2 separate regions of the Homo sapiens genome follow, and region 1 is linked to region 2. The links are chromatin loops, found by intact Hi-C in ENCODE. Cell type or tissue: GM12878. All regions are shown on one strand. Links, peaks and the distances in the headings refer to the core of each region. The heading gives the core; the rest is flanking DNA.

Evidence for each region. A loop is a pair of places that touch in the nucleus more often than their neighbours do. Peaks named below come from ENCODE experiments on the same cell type or tissue, not always from the same donor. Only the 100,000 strongest peaks of a DNase experiment are listed, where the experiment ranks them.
Region 1: it touches region 2 in a loop (8-fold over the local background); 7 of 110 quality-filtered maps call a loop at or near these places.

Annotation. Positions count from the first base shown.
Region 1 is chr5:62,715,918-62,724,253 of GRCh38, forward strand. No RefSeq gene overlaps it. Among named protein-coding and RNA genes, the nearest start is that of LRRC70, 140 kb to the left of the region's middle. RefSeq lists an enhancer at 2,237-2,977. In GM12878, for the core only: CTCF peaks have their summits at 2,657 (motif pointing left) and 4,235 (motif pointing left); a DNase peak (open chromatin) is centred at 4,324.
Region 2 is chr5:62,455,950-62,464,285 of GRCh38, forward strand. All of the region lies in intron 5 of IPO11 (importin 11), which reads left to right. Among named protein-coding and RNA genes, the nearest start is that of IPO11, 47 kb to the left of the region's middle. In GM12878, for the core only: a CTCF peak has its summit at 4,718 (motif pointing right); a DNase peak (open chromatin) is centred at 4,714.

The DNA of each region.
Region 1 (8,336 bases), core at 275-8,274, 260 kb after region 2:
TGTTATTTTTATTATTATATCACTTTATTGAATCCTTTCATAAACCAAAGTAACAGAGATGATTACCTCTATTAAGGCATAATTTTCAGAAAGATAAAATCATGAGTCTTATGCAAATATAAAGTGAATACACATCAAAGATTTTATTTACCTCATTAATGAAAGAACCATGAAGATGTTAATGATACATCAGAGAGCATTTGAAAGGGGAGGGAGCTTGTAGGCAATGTTGAGATGAGATTGCTGGGTAAGACACAAAACTGAGTAATGTTCAATGAAGCCCTAAACCATCATCTTTATGGTTATATCTGTCACCAAATAAAAATTATTTGCATTTCTACTGGACAAAAACATGCGATTTAAACTCTGCGCCTACAGAGTTGAAAGATATCCCAGACAATAGAAAAACAAACTCAGTACCATAATGAAAGAACTCCTGGTAATCCCTTCTGCTTATTTTGAAATTTTGGATAAATTTTCTGATAATGCCAAACTATGTATGGGGAAACTGAGTCTCAAAAAGGTGAAATAACTTGTGCAAACTTATACGGCTAGAAATGCCAGAGCCAGAATTCCAACGCCCATATATCCATGTTTTTTCACTAAATTAGTTACCTCCACTCAAGTAAAACTCACTCTTTAAGGAGATCACTAGAAAGTGGAGACCTGAAATTTCAAGTCTTCTCTGAGGGAGGTGGGAGGGCACAGGGAAGAGTTCAAACAAAACAAAATAGCAAAACTTCAGGATTCCCAGGACACAACAGTGTTGTCAATCTGCCCACCGTTAGCAAAATCGTGTTTTCTCTTCCCTCTCCTGCTTTTTAAAATTTACCATGAGATGAAATAAATTTTAGGGCAGTGCGATAGCCAAGTATGTGTGATATCACTTATAGGTTCAATTGTTATTCCTGGATTGGCAGAAAGTAAGTTTGTTACTAATTTAATAACTCAATATAAACTTCTGCTTACACTCAGTACAATTACTTTCAAATGGTAGTGAAATATTTTATTGTATTTAGATAAAAGATTTTCTAATATTTATGAGTGCCCCTTTCCTGGGTTATTCTTAGCAAGAATAAAATTAAACTTTTTAACATAAGTTTGAAGTAGAGGCAGTTGGTTGCTTTGAATTCTTTTTTAACTTTGTCAGAATTTGTCAAAACATGATCTAAAGCAAAAATGCATGGAGTAGGTGAACCGGAGTATGTTTATTTATAAACAGAAACTTGAGCCAAATGCAGCAGTAAATGAAAAACTGCAACAAATCACATTAATTTGTTTTTAAAAATAAAGCAAAACAAGTAGGATTTTTAAAACTCCCCAAAGTAACGAACCAGTTTAAACCAGATCTGAGTAATATTGGGATGAAAAACTTTTCATCTTAGTAATTGGTGCCAGAAAATATCTTAAAAAGAGCATTGTCTTAATTTAGGGAAACCTTTGTAATCCACTTAGGGGAGAAAGATGAGGCCCCGGTAGTGTGTACTGGAGGAATGTGATCCTCACATGACCTTGAAGGGAAGGAAAAATAACTCTCTCTCTACCCTTCTGAGTTCTTAGCTGGGACAGACCCCTGCAGCAAAAGACAGATTAACAAGAGAAAGACAAACAGAAGTGCATTAACATGTATATTTCATATACACATGGGAGATACCTGAGGAATGAGTAATTCTCAAGGATGTGGCTTAGACCTCTGGCTTATATGGCACCTTCAACAAAAAACAGTATGTTTTTAGAGAAGTGTTAAGACAAAGGAAAAAGACTTTGAGTCTCTAGGGGCAGCAAATTGTGGGAAGGCGCATATGTGGGAGTTAGCCAAGTTTGTTATGCAGATTCCTCTGGTGCTGTGCACAGGCTGAAAAGGGTCTAATGTTGAATCAGTGGTCAACTTTTCTCCTTCCTGGTAGTGAGGGAGGAGGACACCTTTCCTTTGTAAATTTGTGTCCTCCTTGTAGGCAAATGGAAGAGGGCAGAGAGCTTTTCTTATATCTACTTCTTCCCAATTGCCTTCAGGTCAAAATAATCCTTATGCCAAAGAGGCATATTTTGGGATGGCATATTCTTGTCTCCTACAGTAGATGTCTGTGTGATGGAGTGGGTGAGGCTGGACCGTGTCAGAGGAGGTTGGAGCCTGTGGGACAGGGTGGAGCAAGAGGCCTTGCTAGTGGAAGAGGGGGCAAGCCCTTTCATTTTATTAAAAAAAATTTTTTTTATTTCATTAGCTTTAGGGGTACAAGTGGTTTTTGGTTACATGGATGAATCATACAGTGGTGAAGTCTGGGATTTTTGTGTATTGTCACCTGCGTAGTGTACCTTTTACTTCAATAGGTAGTTTTTCGTCTCTTACTCCTCTCCCACCCTCCCAGCAAGCCCTCTGAGAACAGGGATCTTTCATAGCCATTCTAAAATTGTTTATTGTTTACTTTGCCACATTGCAAACCCTTCTGATTCCTTATGCTGCTAATGACTTGGGAGAGTATTGTTTTTTATTTTGTTTTGGTTGGTGGTGGCAAAGTTGCTGGAGAAATTCAAGGGAAAATGATTAACTCCACGAGTCATTCCAAGAGAACAACTTGAGAGGGAGGACCATGAGAGGCAGAGAGTCTCCAAGGAACATACCTTTAGAGCTGGTAGTGACCTTGGCAGTGCTGACCCCTGGAGGGTAGGATGTGTGGGACAAGGACCTCAACTTAAAGTTTTTAAATAACAAACAACAGGATAATGTTCCTTGGCATGTGACTTATGCAATGAATAAAACAAAGACAGGACATTTAAAGATTCTCTGGACCAGACTCCATTTCCCCGATTTCCATCACCTGCTGGCCCATCAAGGACTGGGTTGATGAAGCTTTTGCTAAGAGGCTTCAACCCTGATCTGAGTTGTCTGTAATTAGGTGTTCCTTGAATTTGATTTCCTAGAATATGGTAGCTCTGGACTAATGACTACAAATCTGTTATGGCTTAGTGCTTCTCTTTCTGTTATTAAGTAATGATGGAACAGCTGTGCACATATAGAGACTGTTCTAGATGCAGGAGAAGATGCCTCCTGCCCTGTGAGCCGGCAAAAAGGAGGCCACAGCCATAAGGCTCGGACTGATGGGCCACTCAATAGTCCACAACCACTGGAAGGAACATCAGGAGAAAATCTGTAGTGCGGAGGGGGTTAAATTCACTGAAGATCTGTTTTCCCTCAAGGAACCTTAAGGTTCTGGTTGAGAAGTCAGCTTTCTTTCTGGTCAGATAGCACTCTTTTCTAATTCTCAATATAAATTGCTCTTTTCCCCTTCTTGTAGCTTGTGGTTGAAAACCTGTAATTAATTTACAGAAGCATGTTTCCTGCAATTATAAGAGCAATTGCTCAGTGGAGGTGGGCAAAAAACGTGGCTGTGCTGTGCTTGGAAGTGAGGTATATTTTGCGAGTAAGTTATTAATCAAGTGCGGAAGTGAATAATTTCCTCGTAATATCCACTATCCCAGCTTCTCTGAGTGTCTTCATCTTCAAGATCCTAAGGCATTCTCAGCAATTGCCCCTGTGCCCAGAGAAATGGAAGGAGAAAAGCAGACCCCACCACCACTCCACTCGCTCTGGCTTTGCAATTCCTTGGATCATTGAGCTGCTTTGTGCCGGAGTTGTTTCAGCTGGAGAATCACCCTGACATTCCTGAACTGAAGCTGAGCCTGGTACTCCCCAAACTTGTGCCTCAGGGGTTTAGTGAACACCCCACTGACCTCCAAATTTCCCTTTACTTAGCTTCTGATTCTTTCCAGCCTCGGGGGCCTGGCGTGCCTTCAGGCAGCAGAAACACTGCTCTTTGCCTGTCTGTGCAGCAGCAGAGGGGCTGAAGGGCTGCATTTTCCTCTCTGCCCTCCCTCTGAAGCGGGCCTAGCTGAATTTTAACATTTTCACCCGCTTCTTTCTTTGGGTCTGGCCTTTTTTTTACTGTACGTCAGGCCAAAACTGTCTATTGTCTCTTTAGGATCTATCTAAAGGTTTTTTTCTAACATACATCATTTGATTTGGTCCCGTGGGGTCCCTGATGTGAAAGATATGTCAACAGTCCATTCGTTCTGGGGGCATTGAAAGTGTCCATTTCTCTGACAAATTGTGCTTGCTTTTCCCTCTGAGCAGCCGCTTCCTGGAAGAAAGCACCTTCTGCCAGAGCCACATTCACTCAGGCCCAGCTGATGCATGGCTGTCCTCAGGCTGGCCTCTAGAGGCACACCTCGGCACCAGGGCTGAGCCCCAGTGGCTAAACCCACACGTGTTCCCTCATGCACGGCACAGGCTGAATCTGTCACCTGGAAATGCTCCAGCAGCACTTGAGGTTTTCTATACTATGTGCGTGTGTTAGTTTCCTCTTACTGACATAACAAATGACCACAGACTTGCTGGTTTCAAACAATAGAAATTTATTGTTCTGCGGTTCATTAGCTCAAAAGTCCAAAGTCAATTTTACTCGGCTAAGGTCAAGGTATTGGCAGGGCTAGTTCCTCCCTTTCTGGGTTCTGGAGGTTGCCTTGATAGTTCTTGGTTCATGACCCCTTCTTTACATTGTTCCAATCTCTTGCTTCTGTTGCACCTGCTCCTACTTCAATGTCAAATCTCCCTCTGACAGTCTATTGGGGTGACATCTGGGGCCCACAGAATAATCCAGGATATTCTCCCTACCGCAATATCCTTAATAACACCTGCACATTCCCTTTGAGGATGTGGACATCTTTGGGGGCTGTTATTCAGCCTAGTGTATCATGTTTGAAAGTAAGGACAGTGACACTTCTCTTTTGAGCTTGCCCAGTCTGGCTGTTAAGAACCTCACTTTCTTTCAAAAGAATTCCTCTCTTCAGCTTCCTCCCCACATCTTTGTTAATTTGTTCTTGCTTCACACTGCTCTATTGTGACTACAAAATCCTAGTTCCGTGAGTCTGTGGACAAACTTTATCCCCTAGATGGGTTAGGCTGGGCAATGGCCATTTACATTTTTCTATAACATAACTGTTGCTACAGTTTGAACTCAAGAAAAAAAAAATCCGTTTGTTTTCTGACTAGTGTTCAGTTCTCCCAACATTTCTCACTGGAGATTTGCTTGTGCTTGCCCTGGCTTCATAGGCTTCAGTTCCAACTGGGGAAAAGCCTGTTAGGTGTGGAGAATGGTACAAGAAAACTGCTCATCCAGTAATGCTGACATTGGTGACAGCATTTGTGGTAGTGCCAGTTTGCATCACACTGCAATTTTCTCCAGTAGGGCTTAGTTGCTTGGGTGTAGATAACAAGAAGGTAGATAGCAGCACTGATCAGGGTTGAGGTTTTGCCAAGCGGGTGGGGTAGAAGGACAAAGAAAAAGGACAACTGATTTGCTAGGGAGAGTATTGTTTTACCCTGGCTGGGTGGAAACATTTATTTAATAAATTTATATAATGACTGCATGATAATAAAAGCTTTGTATTTGATTTCTCACAGAAGCTACCTGATAGGGTTGCTATCCTCATTTTAGACAGGGGGAAAGTGAGACGCACAGAGGTTAAATAACTTGCTCCAAGCCACATAGCTAGTAAGTGGCAGAGCTTAGATGCAACCCCAGGGAGTTTGGTTACAAGAAATTTCTTCCTTACTCTTCCACTGTGCTGTAAGTGCAAGAATTAGGTCAATGGACTGGAAGGAAAGAGAAGTCTCCAGGGACAAGCGTCTGTAAAGTCTAGGACATTTTAGGGAGCATGGACATGGAGTGGGCTGAAGATTTGATATGAGGCTTGGAGTATTTTGGGATTATGACAAATTCTAGAAGGCAGTTGTGGATGTGGGTAGCTGAAATGAAAGGAATTAAAGGTCATTGAAATTCAGGGGTCTGGAAAGTCTGAGGCCAGGTGTTGGCTGTGACACAGAGCACTGAGGTCATCTATAATAGAAGAGTGGAAGGACTTAGGGTAGAGAGGAAGAGAGGAAACCAGATGCCAGAGTCTGGCAAATGAAGGGGAAGAACTAGGAGGTCAGTAGGCAATGATGAGCAGGAGAAGATGGCGCTTCAAAGAAGGTGGGCATGTTATAAGCGTAATTGGAAATATCATTGATGAACAAGAACAATGCAATACCTCCATTTGATTCTGAAGTTACCTGGGCCATAGGAGAAGGAGCAGCCTCTCAGGGGGATGCTGTAAGTAGAACTGAATTTTAAATTTTAATTAATTTAAATTTTAAAATGGATACTGATTTGGTTATTGGAAAACGTTTAAGCATATTTGGAACAACTTGTGTATTGGAATTTACTTTTCGATTGTAAAGTTTATGAAACCTAGATACCACCCAAGGACTTCTAATGAAAATATAAGCATTCAAATTGAGATGTCCCAGCAGTGTAAAATATACACCGGATTCCAAAGAGGTAGTAGAAGAAAAGAAGGTAAAATATTTCATTCATAATTTTCTTGTCTTGATTACATATTGATGTTTGGGTATATTGAGTTAGAGAAGACGTTATTAAAGTTACTCCCACCCATTTCTTTTTACTTTTTAAATGTGGCTACTAGAAAATTTAAACTTACAGATGGGGCTTACGTCGTATTTCTATTGGGCAGTGCTATTGAGACCAAGGAAGACAGTGATGGGCACTGTACTGGAACTGGCCGCCTTGAGGTCTGAAGTGGAACTTCGTGTCATCATGAGGAAGAGAGAGCCCATGCACGCTGCAGCAGTGTCTATGATGGCAGTGTTTCAGGTGTCATGAAGTCTAGACATAGCGGCAGATGCGTGATGGAGTAGCTGGAATCAGGAGAAGTTATGGACATTTTGTTTACGGGAGTCATTCATATATGCTAATTGCCCATCTTCTAAGTAGAGAAGTATTTGAGAAAACTACTGGAAACAAAACTAAAGGAGTGACTTAGATAATTGGGGAGAGGAAGGATCCAACTCATGAAGGAAGAGGAAGGAGAGAGTAGCAGAGTGAGTGAGGGTTTTAGGTGTGCTCAGGTGTGTCAAAGTCCCTTGTACCAATCTTGGAAGATGCCAAAGTTTGAAAAGACAGACAATACTGTCAAAGATTAGAGAAAGTCATTAGTAGGCTAGACAGTCACACAAAGGGTAAGAACATAGGTTATTAAAGATGAGAGCTACAGGCATCCTTTCAGCTCTGGAAAAAGTATTACTCTTAAAAATGAGAATAGAAATTCTTGGCTTCCGCTAAGTGAAACAATTCTTATCATGGATAGCCTCTAGAGGTAGCATAGACCTCACCTTTTCTAACAGTATTTCCCTCTGGATAGATAGCAGTGTTAGTAAGAACTTTGAAGGTCAGCTTGTGTATATGAATCTCAAGATAAATTGCTCTGATGAATACTTGGGTATATATGTATGCATCTCACTCTCACCTATCTTCCATCGCCTGCCATCTTCCACTTCATGGCATAACATGATTGACATAATGAAGGCTTGTCAGTTTATTGCCCTCCCTGTGCAGCCAAATGCCTAATACGAGGCCACCAAAAGACGGTGGCTATCATGGAGGCTCAAAAGTGGCTAATTTTATATTGTCATTCGCAAGGAATGATGCAAGGATGCCCTGAGGTGAACTGTGTTAGCTTTGGGACTTTTCTGGCCTTAAGTTCCCTGTTCTGCTCCCCAATCAAACTTTATCTTTCTCTGGAGGAATGCTTTTAGGTAATGAAACAAAATAATTTGCTTTATGTGGCCGTGCTATTTGTCAACATCTTCTAGTAGCATTAAACACAATGCTCTATCATTCCTGCTTTCAAAAAGAGGACTTCTAGGACTCACCTCAATCAGGTGCTCAAAAGAGAGGGTTTCCATCTTGTTGGTGGTTGGAGTCAGGTGAAGATGTTTCTGGTCAGGCCATCTCTTAGCCATGCCTATCAACTCAGAATGACATGAGAACTCCCTCCCAGCTGCTCCTGCAGATCCAAATGCCCCCTAAGATAGCCCTGATTAGGAACAAGAGAAGCAGAAGGAGCAAAGGCCATGAGATCGGAGTCCCAAACCTTTTCCATTTATAAGCATCTCTGTGGACTGCATCAGCTGTCTGGCTGCCCCATTCTTTGGCACCTCATTATGTGGAATCAGAAGACACAGAACCCCAGTGGATAATTGCTTTGAGATAACATCTGTTGGCAATGACTTTGGTTCAGGCAGAGCTTAGCTTCTACATTATTAGTCTTTCTTCTTAGTACATTTTTAGGCTACAAACAAATTTCCCTTGACAGTCAAACAAAATTGAGGAACAGAGACTTTCTAAAGCCCTATTGATTAGCATATATTGCTTTTTAAAAATTTTCAGCCCTTTAGTGTATATTAAAGTGATTCATCCTAGTGAAGGTTGAGAGGGAAC
Region 2 (8,336 bases), core at 32-8,031:
CCTAGCCTCAAGCGATCCACCTGTCTCAGCCTCCCAAAGTGCTGGGATTACAGGCGTGTACCACTGTGCCTGGCCAGGAATTCATTTTCTTTTTTTTGAGAAGGGGTCTCGCTTTGTTGCCCAGACTGGAGTGCAGGTGCACGACCTTGGCTCACTGTAACCTCCACCTCCCAGGTTCAGCACCTCCTAGTAGCTGGGTTTACAGGTGCACGTCACCATGCCTGGCTAATTTTTGTGTTTTTGGTAGAGATGGGGTTTTGCCATGTTGGCCAGGCTGGTCTCCAACTCCTGACCTCAGGTGATCCACTCTCCCATAATGCTGGGATCACAGGCGTGAGCCACCATGCTCGGCCAGGAATTCATTTTCTGTAAAACAGTATGCCTTTACATATAAACCTAAATATAATAAAATGGACATTAACCACTGTTAAAATCCAAAGTCACTAAAAATAAGGAAATTTAAGGTACAGGGAGCAATTGTAATGAAGTTGGAAGTATGTTAAAGTAAATAATGTCCCCAAATCACGATGTGTAACACACAAAAGTATATGCTGCATAGTGCAGTGGCACAAACATAGGTGTCTACAACCTTGACCTCCTAGGCTCAAGCAATCCTCTCACCTCAGCCTCCCAAGTAGCTGGGACCACAGGCACGTACGACGATGCCCGGCCTGGATATTAGGGATTAATCTTAAATTTTTACTTCTGTCTTAACAGTCACTCAACAGTTATTGAATGCTGACTGTGTACAAGAGATATGTACAATATTGTGGGAGACAGAAGACAGAATTAGTAGTCTCTTGACAGTTCATGTGGAAGAACGCAACCCCCCTATTTAGTAAGCTATTAAAATCTGATGTGGGGCCGGGTGCGGTGGCTCACGCCTGTAATCCTGGCACTTTAGGAGGCTGAGGCGGGTGGATCATGAGGTCAGGAGTTCAAGACCAGCCTGGCCAACATGGTGAAACCCCGTCTGTACTAAAAATACAAAAATTAGCCGGGTGCCTGTAATCCCACCTACTCGGGAGCCTGAGGCAGGACAATTGCTTCAACCTGGGAGGCGGAGGTTGCAGTGAGCCGAGATCACGCCACTGCACTGTAGCCTGGGCAACAGAGCAAGACTCTGTCTCTGGGGTGGGGGGGAAAATATCTGCCATGGAAGAAAACAAAACTATATTGCATTGTTATTATGGTCATGGCTAAAACTTAGCTGAATTTTAAAAGCTGAAAGGTTTATGATGAATAATGTTCTCATTAGGCTGGGCATGGTGACTCATGCCTGTAATCCCAGCACTTTGGAAAGCTGAGGTGGGAGGATCCTTGGGGCCAGGAGTTTGAGACTAGTCTAGGCAACATAGTGAGATCCTACCTCTACAAAAAATAAAAAAATTAGGCATGGTGGTGTATGTATGTCATTCTGGTTACTTGGGAGGCTGAGGCGGCAGGATCACTTAAGCCTAGGAGTTTGAGGCTGTAGTGATATATGATTGTACTAGCCTTGAAGACTGAGTTAGACCATGTGTCTAAAACATAATAATAATAGTGTTTCTGCTAAACAACACATGAATTATTTGGATGGTAAGGGTAAAAGAATGCTGTGTGGCAAGGTGAAGTCAAGTTACAATACTTCAGAAGGTCATCGTGATGAATTACTATATTTTCTACACAAAGGAGAACTGCATAGCTGCTTTGAGATGGGTTGGTTAGTGTAAGATAGATCACTCACCCTCATAGCAGAGACTTGCAGACTTACTCCTTGTCAGCTTAAGACTTCATGATGTGGTCCTTAGGGGAAATTTCCAAATAATTGAAATTATGAATGCTAAATTTGAGAATGCCAAGGCGCCACTTCCATGGTGTAGCTCCAGCCTGTAAGATATTTACAGTGCTGTAAAATTTATTTAAAAGATAAATGCCGGCCGGGCGCGGTGGCTCACGCCTGTAATCCCAGCCCTTTGGGAGGCCGAGGAGGGCGGATCACGAGGTCAGGAGATCGAGACCATCCTGGCTAACACGGTGAAACCCTGTCTCTACTAAAAATACAAAAATTAGCTGGGCGTGGTGGTGGGCGCCTGTAGTCCCAGCTACTCGGGAGGCTGAGGCAGGAGAATGGCGTGAATCGGGGAGGCGGAGCTTGCAGTGAGCTGAGATCGCGCCACTGCACTCCAGCCTGGGCGACAGAGCGAGACTCTGTCTCAAAAAAAAAAAAAAAAAAAGATAAATGCCTTTGTGAGCAAGTCATCAAATAGGTTTAATAGATCTTATTTTCACTTTTGTTTTGTTGATTTTAATTGTACATTAAATGCCATGTTGATTCTGTTTCTTATCTCTTGCTCTGTGTAATTTTATAGTGGCTTTTTTTCCCCCTGGGGATTGAGTCTTGCTGTGTCACCCAGGCTGGAGTGCAGTGGTGCAATCTCAGCTCACTGCAACTTCTACCTGCCAGGTTTAAGTGATTGTCCTGCCTCAGCCTCCTGAGTAGCTGGGATTACAGGTGCATGCCGCTATGCCCGGCTAATTTTTGTACTTTTAGTAGGGACAGGGTTTTGCCACATTGGCCAGGCTGGTCTCAAACTTCTGACCTCAAATGATCTGCCCGCCTTGACCTCCCGAAGTGTTAGGATTACAGGCATGAGCCACTGCGCCCCGCCTATATTGGCTTTTTAAGTGCATTATTTAAAGAGTGACTCTCTTAAAGGGTCATTTGTGCTGTGAACCTGTGGGGATTTGAGCCTGTGCATGTGTGTGTCTAGGCTTATATTAGTATCAAGGTGAAAAAGAACTTTTTGGTGGGAAGTTACTTTAGTGGAGGAGACTCAAGGTGACAGACTTGGTTCAAAAGAAAAGAGCTGTGCGCTGAACAGAAGAGATTTTGAATATAGCATGGTGCGTACTCTTCCTGTATTGATTCATAAAGCCTCTTGTCTGAGTCCTAGTTAAGGGCCTGGAATAAGAATGAAAATTCCAAAACTATCCCCCAAGTATCTAAAAGTTGCTTTTGAAACAGTGCTGATTTATACCTTACCCATCCATCTATTTATCTGACAAATATTTGGATTCTTACTCTATGCAATCACTTCACGGGATGCCTGAGATAGAGCTGTGGAAAGGTAAGGGCCCACCCAGGGAGTAGAGTAGTTTTACTCTTTTTTTTTTGTTCCTCCTCCTTACTGAGTTGATATTTTGGATACATGAGAACAGTGTGTAGGCATTAAGTGGCTGAAGAGAGGCGTAAGGCTGTTGCTAGGATAAGAGACTTAGGGAACTGAAAGATGGGCCACAGTGTCCCTCCTGGGCCTGAGCTATATCACTGGCAGGTTTGAAAACAAAATGAAAATTAGATTTTACTTTAAAAAGCATGTAAGTAACAAATGCTATAGGTCTTTAGGAATGTCCTTCATTGACATTCCTTCATTGACATTTTTGAGACTCTGTCTCAAAAATAAATAAATAAATAAATAAATATTAGTTGAGAGACATCAGCAGTTTGGCTGGAAATTGCTTTTGAGATAGATCTTGTACCTACTAAAGCTTCTGGCTTGATACATTTTGGTAATTTAATATATATTTATGTCATAGGTAAGTGGAAGCGAATTTATACTTAAGCCTTTTTTTTTTTGAGACGGAGTCTTGCTCTGTTACCCAGGCTGGAGTGCAGTGGTGCAATCTTGGTTCACTGCAATCTCTGCCTCCCGGGTTCAAGCAGTTCTTCTGCCTCAGCCTCCCAAGTAGCTGGGACTACAGGCGTGTGCCACCATGCCTGGTTAATTTTGTATTTTTAGTAGAGGCAGGGGTTTCACCATATTGGCCAGGCTGGTCACGAACTCCTGAGCTTATGGTCTGCCAGCCTTGGCCTCCCAAAGTGCTGGGATTACAGGCCTGAGCCACCTCACCTGGCCTACTTAAGCCTTATTAACAAAAAAACGGATTATTACTAAAATAACCTTTTTAGTTATTGTTAAGAATACAGGTGTTTTTAAAATTGAAAATACATTTTAAAAACATGGAAAAGTAAAGAAAAATATTAACTGCCATGTAACTATTACCTAGATCTAATAGTCAACATTTTGCTGTTTTTGCTTTCTGACTTTTTTTGAGCTATTTTAAAGGAATTTAAATATTTTTTTAACTAAATTCTTCAACATTTATCTGTGAAAAGATAGATTTATTTTTTAAGTATTTAACTTTTATCATCCTGAAGAAGTAAAAAGTAATTTAATATCATTTAATACTTTTATCCAGTTTTCTAGATTGTTCTCAAACACATTTTTACAAGTGGCTTGAGCCAGAAAAATGAATAAGGTGCATTTGACATGTCTTACAAATCTTTTAATTTTGAATAGTATTGACTTCCTCCCTCTCCCCCTTAAAAATGCCATTGACTTGTTAAAAAAAAACTAGATTAGTTGTCTTGTAGGATGCTCTGCCTCCTACATTTGTTGATTAATATACCTTGCTGATTAGGTTCAGGCTAAGCAGATTTGGGCATCTATAGCGAATATTTTTTGTCTCAGTATTCGTGATGAATTATTTAATACATGAACTTTGATGTAAAACTTTTTTGGTGCTAATGTTTCTTAAGGGAAAATTATGAAGACAACAATTCTGAGGCTAAAAAAGTTTAAGAATATTTGAAATGCTAAAATACTTAGTGTGTAATGGTTAGCTTTTGATACTTTGGAGTCAAGGCTTTGGGCTTCTCAGTTACAGCCACTAAACAGTCAGTAGGTGGCACTGTTTCTTCTGGTTTAGAAATAGAAAATGTTAAGTATTTGGGGGTTTCATGAACTAGTACCTAACATGTTTCATTAAACAGTTTATTTGCATATTGTCTCACTGAATATTCCTTCCCCCCTCCACATTTTTAGAATCACATGTAGAAAAAAATATTTTTATTTCTCCTACTTGGTTGCTTTATTACTTACTCTTTTCCAGCTGAGCCTTCTGTAAGCATGTATCAGTTGGTGTTTTCTGGAGCAGATAGGAGGTATACAGGGCTTGTGAATATATTAGTTGGCAATGGTTACTTCCTGTGGTTTCTTCTTTATTCCTGTTGTTTCTTCTTTCTTTATCTCTCTCCCTGCTTTTACTGAAAGGTAAAGGGCTGAAAGGTGTTAAAGAAAAACTTTTCAAACACTTGTAAAGGATGATAAGACAGACTTTATTCAGATGGGACTACTGCAGTGGGGTTTTGCAGTAGGGGAGAGAAATTGTGCTCAACTCTGAATACAAGGAAAAGTGGGAATTTATTGCCAAGGAGCAGGGATGGAAAGGGTGGGAGGTTGGGGGGATGGGGGGTTGAGAGGATGGAAAATTACTAAAAAGAATCATCAGGGATGAGAGGGGGTTCCTGGCCAAACTGACCTAATAGGATTCTTGCCGAAAGCAACCTGATGAGATATTGATGATATCAATGTCAAGGATAGGGGATTCTGGCTAAACCAACATAGCAAGATTTCTTGCTAAAATTGGGTGACGCAAAGAACAGACATTTTGGAAGTCCAAAAGTAGAAGCCTAGTTAGGACAAAGATTCAGAAAAGCCTCACTAAAGTTTGGTTAAGGAGAGGCTGTTTGTCGAAAGATAGTGCCGTTGCTTCTTCATTCCAGCCATTTGTGTAGAGACCTTTCGTAGGCTAGCTAGAGAGTCTTGAATTAGAACTTTAAGAGATGCCTGATGTCCTTGACTATTAGGTTTTTGTTTTTAAATTTCCATACTATTGTTTCTTTTTAAATTTCTGTCTCAAATGCTATATGCCTTCATTTAGCAATACCTGCTGTGTGCCAGGCATCTTATGTGCTTTTCGTATCTGTAGTCCTTAAAGTACAGGTTAAGTACTTCTTATCTGCAATGCTTGGGAACAGAAATGTTTCAGATTTTTTTCAGATTTTGTAATATTTACATTATACTTACGTTGAACATCTCAAATGTGAAAATCTGAAAATTGAAACACTCTAGTGAGCATTTCCCTTGAGCATCGTGCTGGTACTCAAAGTTAAGGATTTTGAAGCAAATACTTCGGGTTTTCAGATTTGAGATATTTTAGCCTGTAGTTCTCTCATATTAAGTATTACTTTCTAGGGACAGAAAGAGGGAAGAATTAATTAATAGATCGAGATCTAACTTTGCCATTAATATCTATAAATCTTACTTATTTTTGTGAGAAGTAGAGATGAAAATTTCAAAATTGAAAGTTGCTTAAGGTGAAATAGAGTGGAATTACTGAATTACTGAACTTTCTAACACATTTTTAGAGTCAAATGATAAATAGAAAAGGAGATGATTTTATGGAACAGAATAGAATTTTTTTTTAATGACTTTGAGTCCACCATGTTTAAATGCTTCCTTTTATTCAGTCTTGTCACAGTAACAACCTTTGGTATAGTATTCAGAGATGTTCTTTGGTACTTTTTATTCTTTGTTTTGTAGGTGAGTGGGGAGGATTTTATGTTGAATATGTCTACTGTGATTTGCATTGTGTGTATGCAAGTGGTAGAATTCTGCAAAGAGATATTCTGGTAACAGAAGCAATGCCTGAAAAAAAAAAAAGAACAGTTTTGCCCCTTTGCTACCATTATTAAAAAAAATACTGTTTTTATTTTTTACAGACAGGGTTTTGTCTCCCAAGCTAGAGTTCAATGGTACACTCATAGCTCACTGCAACCTCAAGCTCCTGGGCTCAAGCAATCCTCCTGTCTCAGCCTCCTGAGTAGCTGGGATTACAGGCATGAGCCACTATGCCCGGCCACTATAAAATACTTCAGAAAAATCTGACACAATTTCAAAATATGTGGTTATGTAGGGTGGCAAATTCTCCCTTAATGTTTTCTTTCTTGAGCCTGTGCCTGTTTTATTTGGCTGACTCTTTTTTTTTTCTTTTTCAAGCTTAATCTTACTTTTAATTGAGGAACTAGGGGATAGTTACTGTCACCATCCTTTTTTTTTTTTCAGTGAGTCTGGCATGTAGTGGTAGTGGGGGGTATTGAGAATTAGATAAAAGGTCTATGGCTCTTACGACTAGTGAATGGGACTAGTTCTAATTTACACACATATATTACTTATATGTATATGAATATATGTGTATATATAAGAAAAACATTCAATTTATTTTTAGAGACAGTGTCTCACTCTTGTCCTGGCTGGAGTGCTGTGGTGTGATCATAGCTCACTGCAGCCCTGAACTCCTGGGTTCAAATGATCCTCCCACCTCAGCCTTGCAAGTAGCCGAGATTACAGGCATGTGCCACCATGTCCAGCTAATTTGTTAAGAAACATTTTGTAGAAAAAGGGTCTCACTTTGTTGCCTAGGTGGGTCTTCAACTCCTTACCTCAAGTGATCCTCTTGCCTTAGCCTCCCAAAGTGCTAGGATTACAGTTGTGAGATACCATGCCCAGGGTGTACTTTATATTTTGATATCAAAAGGTTTAAACAGGGCCAGGCATGGTAGCTTATGCCTGTAATCCCAGCACTTTGGGAGGCTGAGGCAGGAGGATCACTTGAGCCCAGGAGTTTGAGACCAGGCTGGGCAACACAGTGAGATCCTATCTCTACAAAAAATAAAAATAAATATATAAATTAACCTGGTGTGGTGCATCCCTGTAGTCCCAGCTACTCAGGAGGTTGAGGTGAGGGGATTGCTTGAGCCCAGGAGATTGAGGCTGCAGTGAGCCGTGATTGCGCCACTGCACTCTAGCCTGGGCAACAGAGTGAGACTCTTTGTCTCAAAAAAAAAAAAAAGTTTAAACAGAACTTAGTTATACCAAAAATGTTTATCTCTTTTATACAGTGCAGTTAATTGTTAGTTATTGTATTAAGAGACATTAGAGCATAGAAGATAATATATACTGATATACTGAACATACCTTTTACTTCTGTATTTTTTTTTTTTTTTAATGACAGAGTCTCGCTCTGTTACGCAGGCTGGAGAGCAGTGGGGTGATCTCAGCTCAGTGCAACCTCCACCTCCTGGGTTCAAGCATTTCTCCTGCCTTAGCTTCCCGAGTAGCTGGGATTACAGGCACGTGCCACCACGCCCAGCTAATTTTTGTATTTGTAATAGAGACGGCGTTTCGCTGTGTTGGCCAGGCTGGTCTCGAACTCCTGACCTCAGGTGATCCACCTGCCTCGGTCCCCCAGAGTGCTGGGATTACAGGCGTGAGCCACCGCATCTGGTCTATGTGTTTGTTTTTGGTGGTTTTTTTTTTTTTTTTTTTTTTTTTGAGATGCAGTCTTGCTCTGTCGCCAGGCTGGAGTGCAGTGGCGAGATCTCTGCTCTCTGCAACTTCTGCCTCCCGGATTCTCCCGCCTCAGCCTCCCGAGTAGCTGGGACTACAGAC